2 separate regions of the Mus musculus genome follow, and region 1 is linked to region 2. The links are chromatin loops, found by intact Hi-C in ENCODE. Cell type or tissue: gastrocnemius. All regions are shown on one strand. Region 1 overlaps Baiap2 (brain-specific angiogenesis inhibitor 1-associated protein 2). Region 2 overlaps Bahcc1 (BAH domain and coiled-coil containing 1).

Region 1 (5,000 bases), 340 kb before region 2:
TGTCACTGCAGGAGCAGAGGGAGTGTCTTTGCTTAGCCCCTCATAGTTCCCTCTTTGCTAAATATTCTGGACTAGTGTTGCCTGTGTCTGTTATCATGTGGACACTTGGACAGTTGATTGCTGCTGACTAGGGCAGGTGCCTTGTGCTTTGTCTCAGTTCCTGGTGATCCTCTCCAGGACCTCCCATGGTGCCTTCCTGTCCTGGCTTAGAGCTCTCCTGAGGCCTCAAGGTAGAGAAGCTGCACTCCCTGAAAGGCCTGTGCTCAGGGCAACTGTCAGCTTACCTAATTTAGCTGTTCCACTGTGCTGTGTTGTGATCCCTGCCTGTGCCTGGAATAATTACTGACAGGCGTGGACCACATTGCCACCTTCTTCCAACCCCCTGCCACCCCCTTCTCTGAGTCATCCCTAGCCTCATTGTGCAAGTACAGCTGCGTGATGACTTGAGGAGCCTCAGCCTGGGGCGGCAGGGAGGTCGAGGGGCACAGCTGCACCCCTGAACTGTATCCTAGGAAACTTCAGACTACAGGTCCAGAGGGAGACTACCCCAGACAGTATGAACTGCTCATCAGATCCTTCCCACACCTACCATGCACTCCCAAGGTCCAGGCTCAATAACTTAGGACCCATTTGACCCCGTGACCAGGGTGACTTATCTCTCTGATGTATTCTCAGGGCCTGGAACAGTGGCCAGACTCTGATAGGAACCCAGCAGTAGTTGGAACTGGTTGAGTTTCATTTCTTGGTTCTGAAGAGGTGACATTGGAATTGCCATCTGCCCACACTCAGGGGCTGCTGTTCAGCTCTTGGCCTGAGGAGCCTTGGCCCAGCATGTTCTGTTTCCCTGGAGGTGCTGACCCAGTTGTGTGGCTGGCAATCAGGTCAAAATGTTAGCCGCAAGAGCTTTGTCCTGCTGGGTCCTGGAGTCTCTGAGCCTGGTCCCTTGCCAGAGAGATTAGAAAGCAGGGAGTGAGAAGGGAGAAGAGTGGCCAGGGTGGCATGGGGAGAGTGAAAGGTGGGACATTAGCTGTTGGTTTCCAAGGAGTCACCTTGAGAACCTTGGGCAGGCCCGAGCTTCGTGTCTGTGCAGGCCTCTTGCAGCTGAGCTGCTGCCAACATTGACAGGAACCCCTTTCTGACTGCTGTAGTGCAGTGGGGGGGGGGGGGGCTGACACCCAGCTCCCTCAACTGTTCCCTACTTTACAGCCCTCACCAGGACCTTTTCTGCCTACTCCAGAGTGGGCTGCCATAAAGAAATGTCTGGTCCTTGGACGCAGGCACCAGTTGAAAGCTGGCCCTTTCCCCACTTACCCTGAGCTGTGTAACCTGGGCTGTGGCATGAACACTGCAATACCCCAGGGCCTGGTGAAGACAGTTTTGATGTGCTAGCTCAAGATCCTGTTCCCTCTGGGGGAAGAAGTTCTGCACAGAATACCTCAGGCCCAGATGCAAGAGACCAAGAGACCCAAGTGGAAGTGAGAAAGTTTTCCTTCTGACTTGGGATTGTGATTTCATACTTGTTGTAGGTGTGTGTGTGTGTGTGTGCGCGCGCGCATCTGTTTTGAGACAGGGTCTCACTATAAATAGTTCTGGTTGGCCTGGAACTCTCTGTGTAGACAAAACTCACTTGGAGGTCTTAGAGACCCACCGCCTCTGAGGCATGGGCCACCACTGCAGCTGTTCTTGAATGTAGAACTTGGTGATAGAGCATTTTCCTAGCGTTCTCAAGACTCCAGTGTTCTATGCAGTGCTGGGGAATGGGGTAGGAGAGCTGGACACGGTGGTTCACGCCTATAATCCCGGCTTTTGGGGCCGAGGCAGAATTCCTTTGAGGCCAGTCCTTAGAAGGCCAGTCCAGGATACATAGTTGAGTTCCAAGTCAGGCAGGTTACAGAGTGAGATCCTGTCTCAAAAAGCCAGATGGGGTATAAATATCAGATTTTAAAAAAAGAATTATTTATTATTATAGATAAGTACACTGTTGCTGTCTTCAGATGCACCAGAAGAGGGCATCAGATCTCATTACAGGTGGTTGTGAGCCACCATGTGGTTGCTGGGATTTGAACTCCGGACCTCTGGGAGAGCAGTCAATGCTCTTACCCGCTGAACCATCTCGCCAGCCCCAGATTTCTTTTTAAATGTTAGGATTTCCACAGACGTTACCTACATTTGGAAATCACTTCCTTCTGAGCTGCATTTTAGCTCAGGGATGTCAGCCTCTGAGGGTCCCCAACACTTGCCCCTGAACATTAGGGGTATTGATAAAACACTTTGAGGGGATCTCTGGGATTGTCTTTCAAGCTTCCATAGTGCCTGCACTACTATTTTTGTTGCGGCCACTTTCTGGTTTTTAGTCAGCAGCCAGCCCTCCTCATCCTCTTCATGATCCAATAGTTTGTAGACTGAAGTATACAGTCATGGCAGGGGAAAGTCACCAAAGAGGATTGTGTCTGATGATCCACACATGCCCCAGCCACTGCTGGTGATGGCACAAAGAAGTGTGGACATTGGAAAGCATGGCAGCAAGTCTGCAGTGGAAGAAGCGTGCCCTTGACGATGGGATGAGACGGGATGGTAGGATCCACAGGAGCCTTGGTCTTATTGGACCCTTGCCAGGCCAGGGCAGAGCCTGATCCTAACAGAGCCAGTGCATTGCTGCATACCTACTGGGCTTTTACACTGCAGGGAGAAGGGAGCTGGAGGCAGAGGTGCCTGAAATGGACCAAACCTGGGTCCCTCTGCACACTGCACCCCTCTTTGTCTTTTATAGAGGCTTACAGAGCCTGTCTCTACTCTGACAGTGACCATCTCAGGTTGGTGAGGCGTGCTGTCCATCTTCATCCATGGTAGACCCATCCTGCCCTGGGACTGGGAATCTTGGACTTGGATGACAAGTTGGGTAGGGTTGAGAGGTGTTGAGAGCCTTGGGCTGTGGTCAGACCAGTAGCCTGCATCCCAGCCCTGTTTCAGGAGAGGCCCAGGTGCTTAAGGCTGGACTACTATGTGTTGTGAGGAGCAGGTGTTGGCCATGAGAGCCTCAACTTGGCTGTCTGTGGACTTGGATGGCTTCTTGCTGCTCACCTAGGCACAGCTGAGGGTCCCGAGTGCATGACTGCTTTATGAAGGCGCGTCGGTGGTGTGAATGAAGTACCACATCGACCGGCATTTGCTGACAGGAAACTGAGCTGGGCTTCAGACTAGACTTGGACTCTGGTGTTTCTTCACTTGGCCATCCTTCTGTGTATCTGTGTTGTGGTCTCTTTCTATAAAGAGACGAGCCAGACTGACTAGAGCCCTCCCTCACTAGTGACCTTGTTTAACCTTATTGACCTCTGTAAAGACTATTCAAATTTAGACCATGGTGACTAGAGGCTCAGCGCATGTGGCCATGACATCATCTGCCCCACAGTTGGCAGGAGTGACGTTCTGAGGGCTGTCTGTCTCTATCATGGTGACCTGTCTTTCTAGGCTAATTGTATTTCTTGTTCTTTCTAATTTAAGCAAATTGCGGTTTTCAGCTTATGTCATTGGGTCCCCATCGTGTCATGCTGTGATATCATACCGCACCCAATCAAGAATTTGGATCCAGGAATCAGGCATGGTGGTGCACACCTTGGGAGACAGTGGCAGGAGGATCTCTGTGAGTTCAAGGCCAGCCTAGTCTATATAACAAGGTCAAGGACAACCAGGGCTACATAGAAAGACCATGTCTTTTAAAAAAATGGAGTTTGTTGAGTAACAGTTTGGATGTGCCTCTCCCTGCACTAACCACCCAACTACCCAAAAAGAAAATCTGTGACCCAAACCATGGTAACCAGCTGTGGCGCCTGTCTGTTGGGAAGCTGTGCTTTTGTGGAGGTTGGGATGAGCGGGACATTCCTGTCACAGGCAGGAAAGACATAGTTAAACTGGTTTCATGTCCAGACTTCTGGAATAATGGGTGTTGACCAGTTCCTGTGGTGGTGGCTGCCACACAGGGCAGATGGTTCGGACCTGGTTTCTGGATTTCCTGGAGACCACTGGACTAGCCTTTACAGCACATGCTGACCAAGGATTTCTTGGTGTAGGGACTAGGCTGGGTGTAAGACCCTGGTGTGGCTTTTGCCTTTGGGGACCTTGTGCAGGAGGTCAGATTTAGAGTGCCGGAAACCTTTAGAGACTCCGGAAACAGTCTGGGAAGAGGGGTTCCAATGTCAGGTAACTTAGGGGCAGTTGTGCTCGCCTCTGTACCCTGTGAGCTTAGCTTCTATGAAGACTCACCAATCCTTCACAGGGGTGTAAGGCCAGCAAAAGCAAGCTCAGTGTTGTTTTGTTTTGTTTTGTTTTTTGTGCCTGTCACTGTCACTGTGTTATTTGCTGCAGTCTCAGATGGTCATTTCTGGTGCTTCTAATGCTGGCTGTGGGGTGGGGGACAGCTGGGGTTATAGGAAGGAGGCCCTTTCTTCTGGCTCTTCCTGATGGGAGGCCACCATGACTATCATATCCAGGCACCCTGCCAAAGACACAGAGTCTCTTTCTTAATTTTGGCAGCTTCTCCAGGGGAGCTATCAGAGCTGAGAAACTAGAACTACCACGTTGGGGGTTGGGGTGAGGCCAGTGCTCAGATTCTGCTGGAGCCCATTGTGTGGCATCTGGGTTCCCCTTCCAGCTCCTGGAAGGTACTGGAGTCTGTCCATCTCTTCTATTACCTGCCTACATCCCTAGTGGACTGAAGCTGGCCTGTGGGTCTGGTAGGACCTACCACTCCCTCAGAAGCTAGGAGTCTAGTGCTCTGTTCTGGAACAGTCCTGTTTCTCTTCCTGCTTCACAGAGAGACATAGGTTTTCTGATGCTGCACATGCTTCAGAGCCTTCCACGGGCTGCTAAGGAGCCCTGGGCTAAGGCCTATGTGCCAGGAGTATTCTCACTCAGTCTGTTTCTTTCTCTTCTGCCCAGAACAGAGAGGGGTTGGCCACAGCCTTGGGCAGGGGCACACTGCAGAAATGAGGCATGGAGGGTGG
Region 2 (5,000 bases):
CAGCAGTGGCTCAGACCAAGCGGAAAGCGGTGGCTGCGGCAGCGGCGGCGGCAGGTGGCAAAGGGCCGGGGGTACTACAGAACCTCTTCCAGCTCAACGGAAGCACCAAGAAGCTGCGGGCCCGGGACACCCTGTTTCCCATGCATAGCATGGCTACCCCCGTGTTTGGTAACAGCTTCCGAGCTGACTCCTTCAGCAGCCTGGCGAGTTCCTACACACCCTTCCTTGGAGGGGCTGGGGCAGGCCTTCCCGGAGGAGCCCACAAGCTGCTTAGGGCCAAGAAGGCTGAACGGGCTGAAGCAGAAAAGGCCGGGAGGCGGCGGGCAGGCGGCGAGTTTCTGGTTAAGCTGGACCATGAGGGTGTGACCTCCCCCAAAAACAAAAACTGCAAGGCCCTGCTCATGAGCGACAAGGACTTCGGACCCAAGCTGGGGCGACCTCTTAGCAACCCCAGTTACGCACACCCAGCCCTCATTGGCAAGGACAAGAAGGGTCGGGCGCCTGTGCATCCGCTACCCATGGGGCTGGCTCTGCGCAAGTACCCACTGCCCTGTGATAGTGACTGCCCCAGCTCCTACTCCGATGAGGACGAGGATGGGCCGGGGCTGGCCACCGGTGTTCCCTCCCGATTCCTCACCCGCCTATCCATGTCGTCGTCCTCCTCTGGCTCGTCCACGTCTTCTTCCTCAGGCTCCGTGTCCACGTCCAGCCTCTGTTCCTCAGACAATGAGGACTCATCTTATAGCTCAGATGACGAGGACCCTGCCCTGCTGCTGCAGACCTGTCTCACCCGCCCTGTGCCCGCCCTCCTGGCCCCACCCGAAGCCCTGCGCTCTAAGGGTAGCAGCCCCCACGCGCACACCCACGCCCAGCGCTGCTTCCTGTCCAGGGCTGGGGTGGCTGGTGCAGGTGCAGGGGCCAGCCCCAGTGGTAGCAAATCCAAGTTCAAGCGCAAGGAGGCCCTGAGCTTCTCCAAAGCCAAAGAGCTTTCTCGGAGGCAACGGCTGCCCTCCGTAGAAAACCGGCCAAAGATCTCAGCCTTCCTGCCTGCCCGGCAGCTCTGGAAGTGGTCAGGAAACCCCACGCAGGTAGGTGGCCTGTCTCCCAGCACCCACATAGGGCAGCTCACAACCGTCCCTAACTCTAACTATAGGGGGAATCTGTGCATTCACATAGTTTTTGTTGTTATTTGGGTTTGGTGGTGGTGGTTTGGTTTTTGTTAAGGTTTTTTTCCCCCACTATAGAGTTTCTCTGTGTAACCCAGGCTGGCCTCGAACTCAGATCCATCTTTCTCTGTCTCCTGAATTCTGTTTGTTTTTTAAAGATCTATTTATTTCATTTATGAGTATACAGTAGCTGTCTTCAGACACACCAAAAGAGGGCATCGGATCCTATTATAGATGGTTGTGAGCCACCATGTGGTTGCTGGGAATTGAACTCTGGACCTCTGGAAAAGCAGTCAGTGCTCTTAACCGCTGAGCCATCTCTGTAGCCCTGGTTTTTCTTTTGGTTTGTTTGTTTGGGGGGTTGGTTTTGGTTTTATTTTGATTTTTATTTTCTTAAGCCTTTTTGGAAACCCTCAGGCAACGACAGAAACCCACCAGTAACCTAATGAGACAAATAGCCAGCACTGTGATTGGTACATTAGAGCGTCGTCTTGCATGTGTGGTCACACAAATGACCCGCACATTGGGAGTGTGTTCTGCTTGCTTTTCACGCTGCTCTGCCCCTTGGCTGTGCCGCCAGAGGAGACTCTCCTGCTGACCAATCTGCAGGGGACCTGCGCTTGTTTGTGGGCTTGCTGTTTGTTTGTGTTGGCTTTTTGGTGTTTGGTTGGACAGTGTCTCACTGTGTAGCCCTGGCTCGCCTGAAACTTGCTCTGTAGACCAGGCTAGCCTGGAACTCAACAGAGATCCACCTGCCCCTACCTTCAGAATGCTGGGATTAAAGGTGCAGTGTACCACCTTGCTCAGCTATCTGTGGGCTTTTTTTATACCCTTGTAAACCAGGCTGCAGTGAGCATCTCATCTACGTTTCTGCCTTTGAACTCTGCTGGTGTTTCTGTCATGACCAGTGTGCAGAGATATTCCGAGTGTAGCCCACCTCATAGGGAACCTGTGGTGGCCATGACACTTCTTCACCCATCCTGTGCCCATTTTCTGCCCTCCCAAACACATGCAGAGACACACCACCTGTCCCCTCTGCGTGCTCTCAGTTTCCCTGGCCACCACCTTTTCTCAAGCATCCTGTGTCCCTCCTCATCCTTCCGTATCCGCTGGTCTGCCCTGCAGAGACGAGGCATGAAGGGGAAAGCCAGGAAACTATTCTACAAGGCCATTGTCCGAGGCAAGGAGACACTGCGCATCGGGGACTGTGCGGTCTTCCTTTCGGCCGGCCGGCCCAACCTGCCCTACATAGGCCGCATCGAGAGCTTGTGGGAGTCCTGGGGCAGCAACATGGTGGTGAAGGTCAAATGGTTCTACCACCCAGAGGAGACCAAGCTGGGGAAGCGGCAGAGTGACGGGAAGGTGAGGTGTGGGCAGGTGCGGTGGGGGCCCAGCCCCTGCCCTGGGTCTCTGGGGGAATGGGCGCTTTCCTTGGGTGTGGCATGTTTCTGCCGAGGTCGGCCCCGACACTGTATGTGTTCCCTCGCCCGGCAGAACGCACTGTACCAGTCCTGCCACGAAGATGAGAATGACGTGCAGACCATCTCCCACAAATGTCAGGTGGTGGGCCGAGAGCAGTATGAACAGATGATGCGGGGCCGCAAGTACCAGGACCAGCAGGACCTGTACTACTTGGCAGGCACCTATGATCCTACTACTGGGCGCCTGGTGACAGCTGACGGCGTGCCCGTCCTGTGCTGAGCTGCTTCTGCCTCTGCCCACCCTCGCCCATGACTGCAGCCAAGAGGTCAGCCAGCCAGGAGCTGGTCTGAGCAAATATGCAACCCCCCCAAGGCGGGATCAGGCTTCTCTTCGAAGTTCTCTGGAGAGAGCTCCTAGGATAGACCCCCCGAGTCCCATCCTAGCTGCTCCAGGGGGAGAGCCAGGCTGGTCCCACGGGGACCGGCTGCTCTGCCGCTGCACCGCAGTTCTCGAGAGATTAGAATCCAAGCCATATTTCCCTAGTACCTCCGACTGTCTCCCACCAGGGAAAGCAGAAATCAGGTGTGTTGTCTATTTATTTCTCTATGTAAATATTGTATTTCTGTGGGGAAGTTTTATGGGGGAAAAAGTGGAAAAGAATTTTCCCCACCTTTGCGACAAGGGTGGATGCGCGACGAGGGTGTGTGTGTGTGTGTGTGTGTGTGTGTGTGTGCGTGCGCGTATGCGTGTGTGCGTGTAGGGGTTTTTGTCCTGGGGTTTTCTTTGGAAGTGCACTGTTCTCAGCCTAGTTGAATTCCAACAGGGGCATCTGTGACTGCAGAGGCTGCTGGAATGGGGGCGTGGCCAAAGGCCGTGGGATGGTCACATGAGACCCAGTCATACCCTCCAATCTCTTGGGGGCCAACTGTGAAGGAAATTACACTGCGGTTTATTTCCTTTCAATACATCCCATCCATGAAAGTATTTGGGTGGGGGCAGTGATGGCGGTCCCCTGGAACGACCAGGGGTTCCAACCACAGGATGAGAACCAGGATCAGCCTGCGGGCCGGTACCGGCCTGCCCCACTCTACAGCCCAGGAGTATGGCAACAGCCACGTATCTCTTACCTCTGTTTAAAACAAAACAAATGAACAAATATTTTGAAATATCAATAAGAAAAATGGATGTTTAGACTTTCTTTCCTGAATATTCCAAGTTATTTCTGGTTTCCGTTTCCATGGCCAGTTTGATGCAGGGAGAGAAGCCTGGCCTTGCTCGAGCAGGGTGCAGGCGGCCCCCGGCCCCCTCCGTCCCCACCAGCTCTCGGCCCCTTCCTTATCCTCCAGGGCAACAGCTGCCTTCCCCCAAGAGCTGCAGGGCTTCCAATGGTGCAGCTGGTCCAGCTCCCTGTCTGGGCCAGAATTTGGGGCCCGTCTGGGGCTGGTCCACAGTTCTGCATGAGAACATTCTCACCACTAAGATGCACCCCCTTTCCCCACCAGATACTTTCCCTGGGGTCCCACCACCTCTGGATAGCCTCAAGTGTGGATAGCCATGAGGCTGAGCCAGAGGTTCTGGAGTCACAACAGTAGAAAGGCGATGCTGCTCACCCAAGGGGGCGCCCATCCGGCTCCCCTTCTCTCAACCTAGACCCTGATCCTGGGCCCCCTCTGCCCACCCCACACCTACACAGTTTCTGGACCTTTTTTATATCCACTCAGCAGGGCAGATAGCATGGCAGGCTCATGCACAGAGTATATACAACAAGGGTCCCTTCTGGCCTCTTGTACACACATCCTGACCCCAAGTACCAGGAAAGCCAGGCAGTCCTCACTTCTCCCATGATGGAAAGAGCAGGCTAGACCCATGGACCAAAAGCCTTTGTTCTCAGAAATGCCTTGTGGCACCCGTGCTCCCCAGTGTCCACTCGGCCAAGGCTTCCTAGGAAGTGGGGAGTACTGGAGGTCACCCAGCCCTAACTGGGAACCCCCGGCCTCTCTTCCTTTGCTCAGGCCCGCCAAGAGTCTATCCTGATCCCAGGGACTCTGTTTTTCTTACTAGTTGCTCCAAGGGTCCCTCTTGGTGGTCCACAGGAACACCAAGGGTGCCCGTTCCTGGCTGTCCCACCACCCTGAGGGTTTCTGTTCTCCACATGAGTGCAATATTCCATCCTTGGTGGTCATCAGAAGAGATGACCACCAGGGTCCTGCTCACAGCCAGGGAATCAGGAAGATGGTGACTTAAGAATCAAGACCAGGGCTGTCACTAGAAAGGCTGCCCGGAACCCCAGTACCCAGGAGCCCCGGAGCAAGTAGAAAGGCTGTTGTCCTGTGTGCTACCTTCTCCGCGTTTCTTCTGCCCTCTGCTGAACTGTCCTCTTGCTCTGTCTTTATCTTTAGGTCCCCCCATCCT

Evidence for each region. Hi-C counts contacts between places; a loop is a spot of excess contacts. Peaks named below come from ENCODE experiments on the same cell type or tissue, not always from the same donor. Only the 100,000 strongest peaks of a DNase experiment are listed, where the experiment ranks them.
Region 1: a loop joins it to region 2, with 2.1 times the contacts of the local background. A loop is called at or near these places in 1 of 42 quality-filtered maps.

The regions. Positions count from the first base shown.
Region 1 is chr11:119,948,129-119,953,128 of GRCm38, forward strand. The region is part of intron 1 of Baiap2 (brain-specific angiogenesis inhibitor 1-associated protein 2); the gene reads left to right. Among named protein-coding and RNA genes, the nearest start is that of Gm11767, 7.5 kb to the left of the region's middle. In gastrocnemius, a CTCF peak has its summit at 2,001 (motif pointing right); DNase peaks (open chromatin) are centred at 860, 2,614 and 4,530; H3K27ac peaks cover 745 bases.
Region 2 is chr11:120,287,017-120,292,016 of GRCm38, forward strand. Bahcc1 (BAH domain and coiled-coil containing 1) reads left to right here. Exons shown (of 28, transcript NM_001347621.2): 26 at 1-1,088; 27 at 2,292-2,528; 28 at 2,661-5,000. The coding sequence ends at 2,867. Among named protein-coding and RNA genes, the nearest start is that of Gm11772, 51 kb to the left of the region's middle. In gastrocnemius, no CTCF peak of the experiment used is centred here; a DNase peak (open chromatin) is centred at 2,812.